Regions from separate parts of the Homo sapiens genome. Here regions 2 and 3 are each linked to region 1. The links are chromatin contacts, found by Hi-C or POLR2A ChIA-PET in ENCODE. All regions are on one chromosome and are shown on one strand. Each heading gives the region's core, a stretch centred on a gene start or an enhancer-like site at or near the end of the contact. The rest is flanking DNA. Distances are from core to core; before and after follow the strand shown. Region 1 holds the start of IL6ST-DT (IL6ST divergent transcript). Region 2 holds the start of MIER3 (MIER family member 3). Region 3 has its middle 64 kb from the start of C5orf67.

Region 1 (4,871 bases), core at 1,700-4,199:
ATCCTCAGAATCTACCATAGTTTGAGGCACCTGGTGGACAATTAAGGGTGGGTTTTTATAGACTTTCTGGTATGATCTTATTTTCTATCTACTCGCTGTCGCTCAAGCGTACTGTATGGAGACGCAGGATGTATCATGGTTAAGAGGTCAGATTCTGAAGCCAGGCTGTCTATGTATGACCTTTAGATCTACCACTTAGCTGGGCAAATTAATTAACCTTCTTGTGCCTGGGTTTCCCTATGTGTAAAAAGAGGATTTTATCCTATTATTATTAGACCTACTTCATAATATTATGAAGATTAAATGCCTTAATATGGGCAAAGTGCTCAAAACAGCAACTGGCACAACATAAGCACTAAATATATTGCCTGTTTTAATTAATAGACCTTAGTTACTGCTGATCCTTTCCACAAGCTAGTCCTATATTATGTTCTATATTCTCCATTCTACATTTTGTCCTCCATTCGCTATTATTAATGGGCTGTCTTCATTTTTCCCTTTATCCAAATCCTACCCAGGTTTCAAGGCCAACTTCTGGTAAATCCTTTGCTCATTCCAATCCTTAAATGCTCACTCCAATCCTTAAACGATCATTCCCTAATTTTAATATCTACAGGATTTTCTGCATCACTCTGCATTTAATTAAAACTGCTTTGCATCCTTGTAGTTTTTTTCGTATAAGTTTGTCAATCCAATTATTATAAACTCTTTGAAGGTCCTGATTACATCTCCTGCACCTTTGTGAGTTCGTACAGCAGGTAGTAATTGCTTAGTATTTGCTGTGTAAAATAATAAAGCACAATAGGAACCTCAACTCTGATCATTCTGCCTTTGCAATCAAAGAAACGGAGAAGCTGTGAGAACATTCCATGCTTCTCTAGGAGCCAAGCTGCAAATGTATTAGGGCCAGAGAATTCTGACTCCCATTAAAATGAGCAGCTCTGAAAGGAGGGAGCGGGGAATCCCTCCCTGCCACTGTAGAGGATTTATGGGTTGCCCTTAAGTTCCCAAACCAAATTGTGGCACTGGGGTTTTTATGAGAAACGTGTCAACATGACAAAATGATTCAGAGCACAGGATTTGGAGTCACACAGATCTAGTTTTCAGCGAGACTCCTGTTTCCTTCTCTATAAAGGGGACATTTTAACACCTACTTCACATGTATTTAACTTTCGCCCTAACACTGAACTGAAGTGCAAAGCCTTGGAAACAAATTTAAATAAATTGAAAATACTGCAATTCACAAATAAGAGTGAGAACAACATTTTTAGTTACGTAAGACTATATTATATTAAATTAGGTGGCAGCAGTATTTATAATAATCTAAATTGCCTGTGAGAAAATTAAACTGGTATTGTCAATACATACTTAAAATAAGAAAAAAATCCCACTACAGTCTGTCCTTTTTGACACTTTCTCCTTCCTGTAATTTTTTTCTTTCACTCAAGATTAAAAACAAACGTTCAAGATTATCCCTAAAGAGAAATAGTTGGAAAGCACAATTTAATAGCAAGTTGGTTCTATAAATGTAATATTTCAGTTCATAGTTCAAAAATACTTCCAAATAGGAATTAACATGAATTTAAGAAATTAACATAATGGCACACAGCTAAACTGATGATCTGAGTCCGTAATTTCAAATTAAGAGTTGTTCCAACTTGAAGCTGGCAGTCATACACAGTTTAAAGGGTTTGTTTACAGCACTGTCAAAAGCAAATACCACAATCTTTCAGAAAATTCACCCTGGCATTCTAATAACTAGTTATTTTAAGGCAGTATAATTGTTGAAATACTTCACAAACTAAGCCAAAATGCGTTTCCTTCTGAAGGCAAAAAAAAAAAAAAAAAAAAAAGGTGACGTCTTATTTTTAACCTGTGATTTTTTTTTTTTTTCAGTTTCGGATTATGAAATAAAATGCTGTTCATCCACTGAAGAACAGACCCTTGCTTCCTGCACTATCTTCAAAAGTTTAGGTCGGAGGAGGTAAAATTTTAAAAACTGATTTGTTCTCCTTGGGATACAGTGAGATGTGGAATTCGTTAGGAATGATAATTATTAATAGAAAAGATCAAAAGAAGGAAAGAAACGTTAATAGTGTTTATAAGCATTGTGAACTTTCAACAAAGCTGAAACGTTACGATTTCAAGATGAAAAAACGGCTTTGGGGAAGGGAAATCCACCTCGAGAATGAAGACAAGTGCGGAGCGAATAGAATTTCAGGGGAGATGAAAAGGGGATTGGGAAAAACGTGGGATCTGGTAACAAAAAGGGGGGTTTGTTCTTGAAGGGCGTTCTGCGGGGCGGGCGTTAAGAGGGGTGCGTGCGTGCGCCTGGGTGAAGTTTGTACTCAGGGCTGCGATAATCGAGGTGACAAAGTTGTGGAAGTAGAATTCGGAGGTCCGGGAGCAGGAAGGGGAAGGAATGTGGGGATTTCCAGGCTGGGCTGACAAGTTCCGGGCGCTGCTCTCAGGGGGAAGGGAGGTCTCCTCGAGTGCCAGATAGCCCGTCCGAAACCACCGACACTCTAACTCCAGCTACGCGACCCAGCACCCGGCCCCTCCTCACCTCAGGCCGCGCCGCCTCGACCCTCCGCGTCTCCACAGCGCACGAACCCCTTGGCGCCAGGCTGGGCCAGACCCGTCGGCCTGGCAGGCGCGGCCCCCGGTTCAGCTGCGCCGGGGCGGCCCAGCGCGACTCCGCGGGCCTTTTGGCTGCTCGCCCCGGCTCCGGAACACTGTCAGATCCTTCTCCGCAGAGGTAGCGCGCCACCCCAGTCCCGCGGCGGGGCGGGGCGCTCCCCAATCCCGCCCAGCTGCGCCCCCGGCCGGCCAACGCTGCGCCCCGCCCCCTACCGGGACCTAGGCGCTGATTGGCCCCTGAGAGACCCTTTGCGCCCAGGCATTGGTCCAGTGGCCGCCTGTCGACGAGGGGGCGGGACTCCGAGGGGTAGCGATTCCCGTAACGCGGCTCTTCGCGTCCCGGATTCCGGTGGCTGCGTCCGCGTCGCCTCTCCCAGACTAGATCGAAGGGTTCCCCCCACCTCCCCTCTGTGGGCGGAAAGAGCGGAATGTTCCATTTTTCTGTGGAATAACGGGGTCATGAACTGGAGCCCGGGTGCTGCCCGCCGCCCGCTGCCCCCGCCCTCCCTTCTCGCCAGGGCGCCTGCGGCCTCTCTTCGCGGCCTTCCCCGAGGGACTCAGAGCCGCGAGGGACCGCCTAGCTCCCTTGGGGATGGGGAAGGCGTGGGAGCCTCTTGGGGAAAGTGAAGAGCTCGGTGGCCGTGACTCCGCACGAGACTGCGGCAGATTGTGGCGGCGGCTTCTCTCCAAGACTTACGTAAACGAGCCTTGCCACAGTACTTTTTTAAATTAGTAAATGAGTTTGGGTGCGATTGATCAGTGAGCCCCAGAGGTGGTGGCCCACCAAGCGACTAGTGTTTCTTTGCGGTTTGTACCTCCCCGTTTATGATAAAAAATACCGGGTAAAAACCTATTCATCCCGCCTCCGCCCCCCCCTTTCCCTCAGAAAATGGACCTCAAGGCTCATGATGTTTGTTTCTCCCCAAAGGAAGATGAGAATCTTGAGTTAAAAGATAAGGCATGTGCGTGCGTGCGTGTGGGGTGTGTGCGTGGGTGTCTGTAAAAGTAAACACCCAAAGGTAGAGGTTTTTGTGGAAGAATGAGAGGATATAGGAAGGAAATAATGGTTTAATGAACTTAAATTATATCCATAAATTAACAATTATAAAGTTCTTCATTATATTGAGGATTCAGATAGAGTAAAACATAGATCGAATTTTAATCTCTTAGTTGTTGATCAGATAATTTATAAAAGGGCAAAGTGGGCCTGCTAACGGAGTCGCAGGCAAAGTAGATGGTGCTGCAGCTGATGTGTTCAGCTCTTGCTCCTCCCTGTCATCCTATATCTAACCTATAGATTGTGACCAGATTCTGTTCTAGCTTTGCCATTTAGAGGGGTGTTTATTTTAAAACAAATTTTTATAAAAATTTGTTAAATTGAAAATTTTGTATAGATCCAGGAAACTTGATTTTTTTGTTGTTGTTCACAGTCTCACTCTGTCACCCAGGCTGGAGTGCAGTGGCTGGATCATGCTCACCGCACGTTCAAATTCCTGGGCTCTAGCGATCCTCCCACCTCAACCTCCCAAGTATCTCAGACTACAGGTGCCCCTACAATACCTGGCCAATTTTTAAAATTTTTGGAGAGACAAGATTTTGGTATGCTGACCCGGCTGGTCTTGAACTGCTGGCAACAAACGATCCTCCGGCCTTAGTGGCCTCCCAAAGTGCTGAGATAACAGGTGTGATGCAAAGATGTATTTAGGGGAGATGTATAGTGGTTAAATGTACCCTCTGGTTCTAGATTGCCTAGGTTTAAATGCTGATGCCTCTATTTCTCATCTCTGTGACCTTGGGCAAGTCTTTTCAAATTTCTTCATCTGCAAAATGAGAATAACAATACCAACCTAACAGGATTGTTGCAAGGATTAAATGAGTTAAAATACATACAGTGTTTGGCACATAGTAGGTGCTCTGTAAGTATCAGCTATAATCATTATTGAATGTCTACTCGGTCAACACTTCTGAAATATTTTAGTATCACAACATATATTAAAAATGATGATATTTTGCTGGACGGGGAAGGGCAGGTACACAGAAGTGGATTGATATGTCACAACACACCAGCCTGCCTTGGCACCATTAGGAAAACAAATGACTGAGTTAGTGCTTTTATGGGTGTCTTTTTATTGGCTCAGCTCAGGTCCTGCTCCCAAGAAACTCACATTTTATGGGAGTAGTTAAAGTCTGAGGCCAAAAGGATGAATCAATATTGGAGAAGTATTTTTCAG
Region 2 (4,871 bases), core at 1,243-3,742, 960 kb after region 1:
GTGAGGCTCTGAAGGTGGAGCAGATACAAAAAGTAATAGTGTAAGGAAACTGACTATTCACTCTATGGAAACAAGTTGTAATGGAAGATTTAGGAGCTCATCTGTGCTCCACCACTAACGAAAGTTATTTAAAAGTCTCCTCAACTGTAAAATAATGGAGTTGGACTAGTTCAGAGGTGCTTTTCCTGTAGACTAGGAGAGGGAAGACAGCAAAGAGGTAAGCTAGAAAGGAAATGAGAAACTGAAACAAAGATACCTTACATGATTAGCACATGAGGAAAGGTCCTTATGGACCTGCTACAGGGATTCTACAAACCCCAGATTGTGTGTAATTATGCATATGTGCAGAGTTCTGGGACACATCCCTTGCTTTCATTAGATCCTGACAGGGGTTTCTGACCTCAGGAAAGTTAAGAAACACTGTACTAGATGACCTAAGATCGTCTCAGCTCAGAAGTCAAAATCACCCTTTTTCTGTGCCAAACTTGGAAGTTCTGTCTTTTTTATTAAGGTAGCTTTACCTCTCAACTTCCAATTTTAACACAACTCATAGACATTTAATTATGAAAAAGAAACAACGTAAGAGGAGATGAGGGGTTACAGTTAGTGAAGTAGTCCCAGAGTTCTGACAAATTACTCAATCTCTAGAAGAAACCGAAGTTAAAATCTAAATTGCTAAAGTTGGTGTCAAGTTAATTTGGGATTAACTGTTTCAGGCTCGGAGGAAAAATAAGATATGTAATAATTAAAGCCATATTCCTTAAAAGAACGCTTGTCTTAGCAACTTTGTAACAGTTACTTTTTCAACATGCAAGAGAAAACAAAGAACAGTATAACTGTTTCTTCCCCAAACTTTACTAAATGCACACTGAAACTCTTAAAAATCAATGAAGAAAAACCTGCAGGATACATTTCTATTGGGAATCCTTTAGCAACAGACCTTTGAGCCCACATTACCCACTGGGAACCACCGAAGACGTAAGAAAATAGGACAAACCTGGGCTCGAACTTCCAAAAGAAGCCTAGGAGAGAGAGAAGAAAACGTGAGGTTAGATCGCACAGCCAGGGAAAGAGGCAGCGCCGGCAACAGGGCGCAGAGGAGGCGGAGTCGAGCGCTCCTCCGCAGCTGCCAAAAGTGCAAGACGTAGCTTCACTCGAATCGCTCCCGGCCCCTTTCGGGCCCCCTCTTGGCTGCCTCGCCTTCCTCCCCGAGTCCCAAGTGTACAAACTCACAGACCCGGGACGAAGCCCGGAGTCTGAGAGGCAACTCCAAGTCGCTTCTTGGAGCTCAGCAAGTTTCCAAGCAGAGAAGCAAAACCCAGAGCAGTCGGCTGGCACCATCAGTCCCCCATCCCTGGCATCTCCGGAGTCCTCCAAATCCCACCCGGCTCTCCGAAGCCCCAAACAACTCGAAACGTAACACCCTTTTCTGGAACGAACTCGCGTTCTGAGCACCTAGTTCGCCCCTGGGGCCCGGGAGCCCCAACTCCGAAGCCGATCTCTTCCCCTGCAGCGTAGGCCAGCTCGAATCGGACACTCGCCCCCAAACCAAAGCGCGAGCCCCCCATCCTCTCTCTCGAGTCCAGAGATGCAGCTCCTCTCAGTTCCAGGGATGCTGGCTCCTTCCAGAGTGTTCAGTCCCTCCCTGGACCGTCAGCGCGCCCCCCGCCCCAGCGAGCTCCAGCCCAGGGGCTCCTGCCACACCGCCCCCTCCCCCCAGCTCACCAGTCCCGGGGGACATGGCCGGGGCAGCTTCGCTCGCCCAGCCTTCCTTCCTCCAGCCCAGAGAAAACTGGAGCTATCAAGCCGCTCTCCTGGAGAGGGCGTCGAGGGTCTCGGTCTGCCCTTTAACCCCAGGGGCTCCCGCACCTCCCGGGCTGCGGGGTGGGGAGTCCCGCTCTTCTGAGAAGCCCGGTGGCCCCGCATCCCGCTCTTCTCCGCGCCCCCAGCAAAGTGAAGCGTGCGGCTCCTTCGCGCCGCAGCCCGGGCCCGGTGGGCCGGGGGCACAGCGCACGACTCCCGCAGGGCAGTGGCGCAGCCCGCTCCCCTCTTTGCGATCCGGCCGCGGAGGGGGGGCTCCGCCGGTTTCCACCCACCCGGGCCCGGGGAAGAGGCGCGGAGGCGCCGGCGGCCCGCGTCAGCGACCGGGGACACGGCACTGCCTCGTCCCTGGGGCAGGGCTCACTGCAGCCGGCCGCCACCTCCGTCCGGCTCGGTCGCCCGGCCCGACCGGGGCCGGAGCCGCCGCGGCCTAGTCCCGGAGGGAGACCGCTCCCGCGCCCGCTCCCGCCCCCCGGCCAGCCCCGCCACGGCCAGTCGCCGCCCCGCGACCCCCGCGTCGCCACGCCGCCCCTCATGGGGCAGCGGAAAGAGCCCCGGATCCCCCAGGCTGGCTCGGGGGTCGCGGGGAGCCGCCGGGCGCCCGCTCCAGCCCGGCTGCTCCTGCCCGGTTTCCCTGCTCACCTCCGCCATATTGGTACCTTTAGGGCGAACGAGCAGCGCCGAGCCCAGTCCCCGGATGGGGCGCCTGAGCCAATCGCAGCCGCCGCCGCCACCGCCGCGGTCCGCCCGGCACCCGCCCGGCGGCGGAGGCGGCACGGCCCCTTATAGGGCAGGGCGGCCCGCGACGCCCCCGGCCCGCTCGCAAGCCGACGCCGCCCGGCGCCCCTCGCCGCCCCCGCGCCGGCCCCAGCCGGCCAGACCCGCACCCGCGCGCACCGTCCTTCTCCTCCTGGCTGGTGTAAAGTTCCTGCCGAATTGGAGGCAAGTGGGGGACGGACGGACGCGCGGGCGCGGGACAGACCCACGTCCAGCCAGTGGAGGCCCAAGAGCCGGCGGGCGCGTCTGGGAACCGACCCACAGACACCGCGGCGCGGGAGGGCGTGCGGGAGGCGGGCAGGAGACTTGGACTGGCAGGCGATGTGCAGGGGAACTCGACAGACTCAACTTCCCTAAGAGGAGGAGGCGATCTATGAAATAGACAGATGTGGGAGGAAGCCCTGGGAAATGGGAGAAGAGGCTGGTGGATGGCAGAGTCAGTCCAGAATGAGAGGACTACAGTCAGGCACTTTGCCGTTTCCACGAAGGGACCTGCAGGAATGGGAGATGGAGACCGGTGTACACTGCTCACGGAGTGGACAATGGAAGTAGACATTTGCCAAACAGGTTATTGACAGCACAGAAGAAAAGACAAAAGATCGACAGGGCAGAGAAATGATGCTGAATATACTTGTACAGTTCAAGAAGATGCCCAAAAAATATAAACTGTGCTGTTATCCAAAAAAAAAAAAAAAAAAATTAGACCAGTTCTAGGAATTGTTCATCACCAACGTGTCTTAGGGGATGACCCAGAGATACTTGATACATCTGTTGAAGGACAGGAACAGCATATCAAAGGCCCTGAACTGAGTCTCAAAAATTCTACCCCTCACTTCCCTCACTTCTCCAAAAAGGCCAAACGTTTGGGTAGGATCATAAAAGGAAACTAGTCCCCTGTGCAAGTGGATGGGTGAAAGACGGAGCATAAGGCTTAACAGGAATACCTGCTCGTACATGTTCCTTATGACCATTTGCTCTTCATTGGAGGAGATTACTCTCCGGAAGGTCCACATCCACACTGAAAGACTTTGAGCCAAGTACACAAAAATATACACTAACGACTGATTGGAGAGTTAGGTCCTGCAAGAAGTTAAAGTAAGGTATGGAGTTGCCCTAGCAAATTTGGAGGACACATTGTCCTAAAGTGGGAGGCCAATTCTATCTGTGGAAAAGAAAGTCGGCTGTAAGGTACATGAATAAGTGAGATGCAAATACCATCAGGAATTATAGCAGGACCCTACAGGAATTTGGAGAGAGTGATCTCAGACACCAGAGCTCTTCTCCCAGCTTTTTTCTAAAACATACGTAATATTAAATGATAAAGACAAGTTTTTAGAAGCTAAAACTTTCCATACGTCATACTTTTAATCCAAACATGAAAGGTCTTGATTTTAACCTGGGGTCCCTCCAATTCCCTTATTGCTGGAGTGCATACTGAGGATGAGGCTGGAGACTGGAGGTAGGGAGAGGGTTATTTTCAAATTTTTTGCCAAGGCATCTCAAAATCAAGCTTATGCCACGGGTAAAAGTTATTTACTTATGGAAATTTTAGGGAAAAATCACTCCAACTATTTCTAAACATCATAAAGACATGGAAAATTACACTTTCCCTGCTGTGAAAGATATCTTTCGACCTTTTGTCCAGTCAAATAACTCAAAAACAGCTAAACTTTGAAACCAGACCTTGGCACACATTGTATGTACTGTCCTCAATGAGGCGTTCAGAGTTTTCAAAGTAAAAAAAAATGGCTTGAAATTAAGTACAAGTGAATAACTTTAGAAATGACGCAGTGAGCACGCGCTGTGGACAGAACCATGAAACAGTGCCCTGAGCAGCTGGACCGCAGTCTGAGCCACGTGAAGAAAGTGTCTCCAACAACCTGCCTCATACATTACACTGGGAAAAACATTTTCTTCCCAGCAAACTTGGCTAATCCAAACTATAAATGTAGTCTTAGATTATATGTTTTGCCATAACTGAAATATACACAGATTTATTCACTTTCATGAATCTAGTAATGTTTCTGTAGACTTTCTTTATATTCAATTGTAAAGATTTTGTATAGGCATTTGTAATTTTGATTGTTATATGCTCCCTATTATAGAACGTAGTGTAGGAAGTCTGAGTCCATGGTATTAAATAAGGATTCAGACAAAGATAAATGAAGCTAAATTTATTAGCAGTTGAAGGTAGCAGAGCTACTTTCCCCCACCTGATCACTAGAGAAAGTTTATCACTCAGTCTTACATAACACATTCCTTTATGATAAAGT
Region 3 (4,871 bases), core at 613-3,112, 670 kb after region 1:
TGTCAGTTTAGAAGCTCTTCCAAACCAAAAGGTAAGTTCTTTTCCCAAGCAGAATTTTGTCTTCAAACTCCTGCCAATTTTGAGAAGAATTTTTTTCTTGTGACCCCTCCCTCATTAGGCTATGAGATCCTTCAGAATAGAAAATGATGCTGTATCCGCTTCCATAGCCCCAGCACCCAGACTTGGTAGATGAATTATAAATATTTACTGCATACAAGGATCCAGTGCAGAGCTTTGTAAATTCCATTTGTTATTTGTTGAATATATTCACAGGTTTTCTTTTTATGTTAAAATCAAACATCTTAGAAAACCAGCTGGCAAGTACCTGAAGACATCATTTAATCTAATCTTTTCATTTTGTACATTGGGAAGCTGAGGCCAACCTCCATGGTTATACTTGCAGGCAAGTTGCTTAGAGTTTATCCAAAAAAATGATATTTCTGATTGTCAGGGTACTAAATAATTTTGGTAGCATCCCAGTAAGCAGAACAGAGTAAAATTCTCCCAGGGGTTCATGAAGCCCCTGCAATAACACAATGCTACTAATTAATTAATTAATACAATGCTGTTATTTCTGCCAACAGAAATCTCAGAATATGAAAAACACACAAGAGAGGCTAAATGGGAAAATTACTGACACCCAAGCCAATGACCTGAGTCAGAACAACTTTTATCAGAATGAAGCGCAGAAATATTAATATCAAGAAGCTGAACTTTTAAATCAAAGCCAGAAAATGTATTTGCCCAAGGTAAAGGCATGAGCAGAAGGTTTACAGAGAGAAGGACAATGATGATAAGGAAAGCTTGCTTCTTTACAATGAATGCATTGTGACAAACTCGTGAGGCACCAAGCAAGCTGACAAGGGTCCCTTCTTCCTTGCACCTAGGACAGTTTGGCTAAAGGACATCTAGGGTGACACGCCTCAGACAGTCCGCATTAATTTCACATCCTGGAATAGCCCGAAGAACCTGTCCAACCTGACTGTCAGCCTTTTCAAAATCACTTTTGGAATTCTTTGTTCAATCCTGCTTGGTTTACACTGGAACGTCTCTTCTGGGACTTCTCTGGTGACTTGATCTTTGTCCACAATGACATAGCCCAGGAGACCCACCAATACCCAGATTTGCCCAGTGGGTGACACTAATATTAGATCCAATTAGAAGTGTCAATTCAAAACAGATGAAGGACACATTTACACACAAGTCAGGGCTGCCACAAATTCATTTCTTCCTCACAATATCCTCTAGCAGAAAAAAGGGCAAACTGACCTTGAAGAAACCTCCTTTTTTTTATCGGTTACCATGGCAGCATGAACCGTCTCTCCCCAGGGCACCTGCCCATGGGTTTGCACCTGCCAGCTGGTAGCAAGAGTGCACCAGCAGCCTTGGTTCCCAGTGGCTGTGCTCACATCATCAACAAAGGTACCAGCAGTGCCAATTGGCTTCACGATATGGATACCTGCCCGCTAAGCATTGGCCTGGAGCTCGGGGACTTTCACAAAGGCCAGCCAACAGCTGGCAGGCAGGAACCTCCAGGTCATTGTCATCCTGGGCTGAATTGGAACATGCACTTGGGAGACAAAGGCTCTGTCTGTAACCACAGCATCCCTTCCTCCCTGGGTGTTTTATTTTCAGCTCTGGGTCCCCTGCTATGGGAAGGCCATGTGGCTGAAGGTGTCTTTCTTGTTTTTTTTTCCCCCCCCTCCTTTAGCATTGTCCTGCCTTGTGCATGGTGCAGAAAAGCTTTCTCTGTCCCATGTCTAGTTTTATTGCAAATCAGAGAGCTCACCATAAGTCATCCTGGGCCAGTGGGTTCAGAGGTGGAGCTGGTAACCAGAGGCCATGTCAAACTTCCTCCTCTGGCTCCATACCAAGGCCTCGGAGGATTTTTTGTCACATGAGGTTACTGTAGTTTCACATCCTCTAAAGCAAAGCTCTGTCGAAACTCTCTATTCTCACATGGCTTCAGCTCAAACAACCACCCTACTCAGCTGCCTTCCTAACCCTTTCAAGCCGTGAATCAGGAGACCTGGGTTCCAGTTTCAGCTCAGTCTGCGTGCCCCAGAGCAATGACGGGGCCTCAACTTCTTTATCATGAAAATTAAGAGGCCAAAGTACCTTTCACTCAGGTTCCTTTCAACTCTCTCTCCCCTATCTTAAAAAAAAAAAAAAAACAACAGCTTATTTTTCCTGTTGCTTTTAGAAGAAACTCTTAACCTGAGACTCTCTAAAAATGAATAGAGATTATTGTGGTTTAAAAAATAAATGGCTACACACAGCAACCTGACTGTATCTCAAAAATATTATGGTAAATGAAAGAAGCTTCACATACAAAAGAGCTCATACTGTATGGTATTATTAACATGGAATTCAAAAATAGGCAAAACTAATCTACAGTTTTAAAAATTAGAATAGTGGTTGCCTCTGGCTGTGAGGTAGGAGCAGGGATTACCTGGGAAGGGGCAAGAAAGAATTTTCTGAGATGAAGGTTATATTTTATATCCGGTTAGGACTGGGTCACACAAGTAAGCCTTCATCAAAACTCACAGACTGCTACTCTTGAGAGGATCAATAGAGGTAATAAAGCAATTATAGCAAAATATTAATTGCAGGATCCAAGTTGTGAGTAAATGGGTATACCCTGTTTAATTCCTTCAACTTTCCTGTAATTTGGGAATCTTCATACTAAAATGTTAGAAAAAAACACGTTCTAATACATTTCAAAATTCCTGTCTCACTCATTCTCTCCTTTCTTCCATCCCCTCCCTCTTTCTTGACATGTGACCTTCTTTTCCCATTAAATGAGTCAATGGAAATGGGAATATTTATTGATTTGAGCAGTTAAGTCACCAGTGCTCTGTGATGACTAACTACTTTATCATTCATTGCCCATGGCTTTCAAGGGAAGAGGACAAGCTCTGTGCATCTTTCTCAAAGAAAGCGTTCCTACCTGTAAAAGTCTGTTAGAAAGGACTGCAGATTTAATAAGCATCTTTCAAGAGCTCTGTCCCCATTCCAACTCACCCCAACCCTCCAGCCCCAACACATTTGTTAAAAATTCACATTCAGAGATGCAGGACCCTCAACCTTGGACTTCCCAGACTCCAGAACTGTAGGACATAAACCTCTTGTCTTTACTTTAAAAAATAATAATAACATTCAGTCCCTTTTTTGAAGGTTTTTATCAGGATATCTCAAACTTAACACTGAAAGGAGGTAGCAAAATTTCTGTTTCCTCCATGTCTTTGTACTTGTAGAAATGGAGGCACAAAGGTAAGACACAGGTGTGACCAGGCCCTTCGAGTGGTTCAGCTGACTGAATATACACCTAGAGACCCTAAAACAAGCCACAGGGGTGAGAAATCAGAGAATTAGGAATGCGCAATTTAAAAGCACTGCGGTTTCCAATGTGAATTGACTGGAACTGAGGTTAAAGAAGAATTTCAGCATTTTTTGGTCACCAGTTTCTCAATGGACCATTTCCTGTCCTCTCACTGTCAAGTTTAGAGAATAAAACAAACCTCAAGGATGTATCTCTGCTCCACACCCTGTCTCAAGGCAAAGTTAGTGGTCACCAACAGCAAGATAGCACACACTGCATCTACAAATGTATGTGACATATCTTCACATTTTGTGTGTGTGTGTGTGTGTGTGTGACCACAACTTCAAAGAAACGAACAAAAGAAGCAACCAATAATCATAATGAAGAGGTTAAATTTTACCAGAGCCAATTGGGCAGAGAAAAAAAATCCAAAAACACAATGAAAACAAAGAATATTAGACCTGTTAAAAAATAATAATAAAAACCTTAGAGTTCATTTTAGTCAAACTTTTCATTTTGCAGAAAAAGAAACTGGATCTCAAATTTCCAATTTAATGAAAGTTATGTCTGAGAATATAAATCTGAGACCTGATCTCACCACCAGAAAATAGGGTTGGAATTGACCTTATAAATAATATATCTAAGCCCCTCAGTTCACTGGTGAGGAAACTGAGGTTCAAAGAAATTTCAGGGACTACTTCGAGTCCACACTGTTACTTAGTAGGACTAACTCCCATGTGTTTATGCTTCTGAGGAAGACAGCTTCGGTACCTTCCTTCCCTGTCCAAATCCTATCGGCAGCCTTTATCACTCTTTCGTTCTTTGAAATGAGCAGTTGATGTTTTTCTCATGTTCTTATACAAATAACCACCTTAATTCAGCTTAGAGACCCACATCTCCTTTCCAACCAGATTAGTATCCCTTACAGAAATTCAGGCACTGAGTCTCCCTCTGTCGCTCAGGCTGGAGTGCACAACCTCAGCTTACTGCAACCTCTGCCTCCTGGGTTCCAGTGATTCTCCTGCCTCAGCCTCCTGAGTAGCTGGGATTACAGGCATGCACCACTACGCCCAGCTAATTTTTGTATTTTTAGTAAAGACAGGGTTTCACCATGTTGGCCAGGCTGGTCTAGAACTCCTTACCTCAAGTGATCTGCCTGCCTCAGCCTCCCAAAGAGCTGGGATTACAGGCATGAGCCACTGCATCTGGCTACATCCAGGCAATTTTAAATACCTGTCTGTGTTTTATAACCACTCCAAGCTGGTCAGCCTCAAGGAAATCAACTAGGAGAGTTCAGAGTTTTTCCATGTTAAATTCTGACTCTATTTACCAAAGCAAACAAATTAAGGTACTGAAAGACTTTAGTAAACACAAATATTTTTACTTGTGGTTACAGAGGCTTTGCAAGAGCTCTTGTTCTTAGCAGTGATTATGTTGAGCCATTCATTTCATTCACGTAATAGTCTGACAAAATGTGAATGCCTACCATGTGTCCAGTACTTTCTAGGTGATGGAGACGCAGCAGGGAACAAAGTTTCTGCACTCTTGG

The links. A loop is a pair of places that touch in the nucleus more often than their neighbours do. ChIA-PET counts read pairs that join two places held with the same protein, here RNA polymerase II (POLR2A). Pooled maps may share reads with other maps.
Region 2: a loop to region 1 is called in a map of CD8-positive, alpha-beta T cell, with 23 times the contacts of the local background. The contact joins the promoter of MIER3 here to the promoter of IL6ST-DT in region 1. A Hi-C loop is called at or near these places in 4 of 168 maps with a recorded cell type or tissue (CD8-positive, alpha-beta T cell, dorsolateral prefrontal cortex and naive thymus-derived CD4-positive, alpha-beta T cell) and 15 of 50 pooled maps.
Region 3: a loop to region 1 is called in a map with no recorded cell type, with 8 times the contacts of the local background. The contact joins the enhancer-like site here to the promoter of IL6ST-DT in region 1. A Hi-C loop is called at or near these places in 2 of 37 single-sample maps with no recorded cell type and 5 of 50 pooled maps. POLR2A ChIA-PET finds 5 or more read pairs at or near these places in 2 of 52 experiments (RWPE1 and T-cell).

What each region holds. Positions count from the first base shown.
Region 1 is chr5:55,992,218-55,997,088 of GRCh38, forward strand. IL6ST-DT (IL6ST divergent transcript) reads left to right here and starts at 2,950. Exons shown (of 2, transcript NR_102755.1): 1 at 2,950-3,337. It overlaps IL6ST (interleukin 6 cytokine family signal transducer), which reads right to left and starts at 2,746. Exons shown (of 17, transcript NM_002184.4): 1 at 2,567-2,746. RefSeq lists cis regulatory regions at 1,514-3,832, 2,526-3,199, a silencer at 2,477-2,956 and an enhancer at 2,788-3,299.
Region 2 is chr5:56,949,631-56,954,501 of GRCh38, forward strand. It overlaps MIER3 (MIER family member 3), which reads right to left and starts at 2,493. Exons shown (of 13, transcript NM_001297599.2): 1 at 2,464-2,493; 2 at 998-1,022. The coding sequence starts at 2,472. RefSeq lists an enhancer at 1,325-1,414 and silencers at 1,985-2,154, 2,215-2,324, 2,355-2,774.
Region 3 is chr5:56,668,294-56,673,164 of GRCh38, forward strand. No RefSeq gene overlaps it. Among named protein-coding and RNA genes, the nearest start is that of C5orf67, 64 kb to the left of the region's middle. RefSeq lists a silencer at 1,909-2,203 and an enhancer at 2,153-2,202. Within about 2 kb of position 1,863, at least 15 of the 41 ENCODE cell types and tissues checked have a DNase peak (open chromatin) inside an H3K27ac peak, as active enhancers do.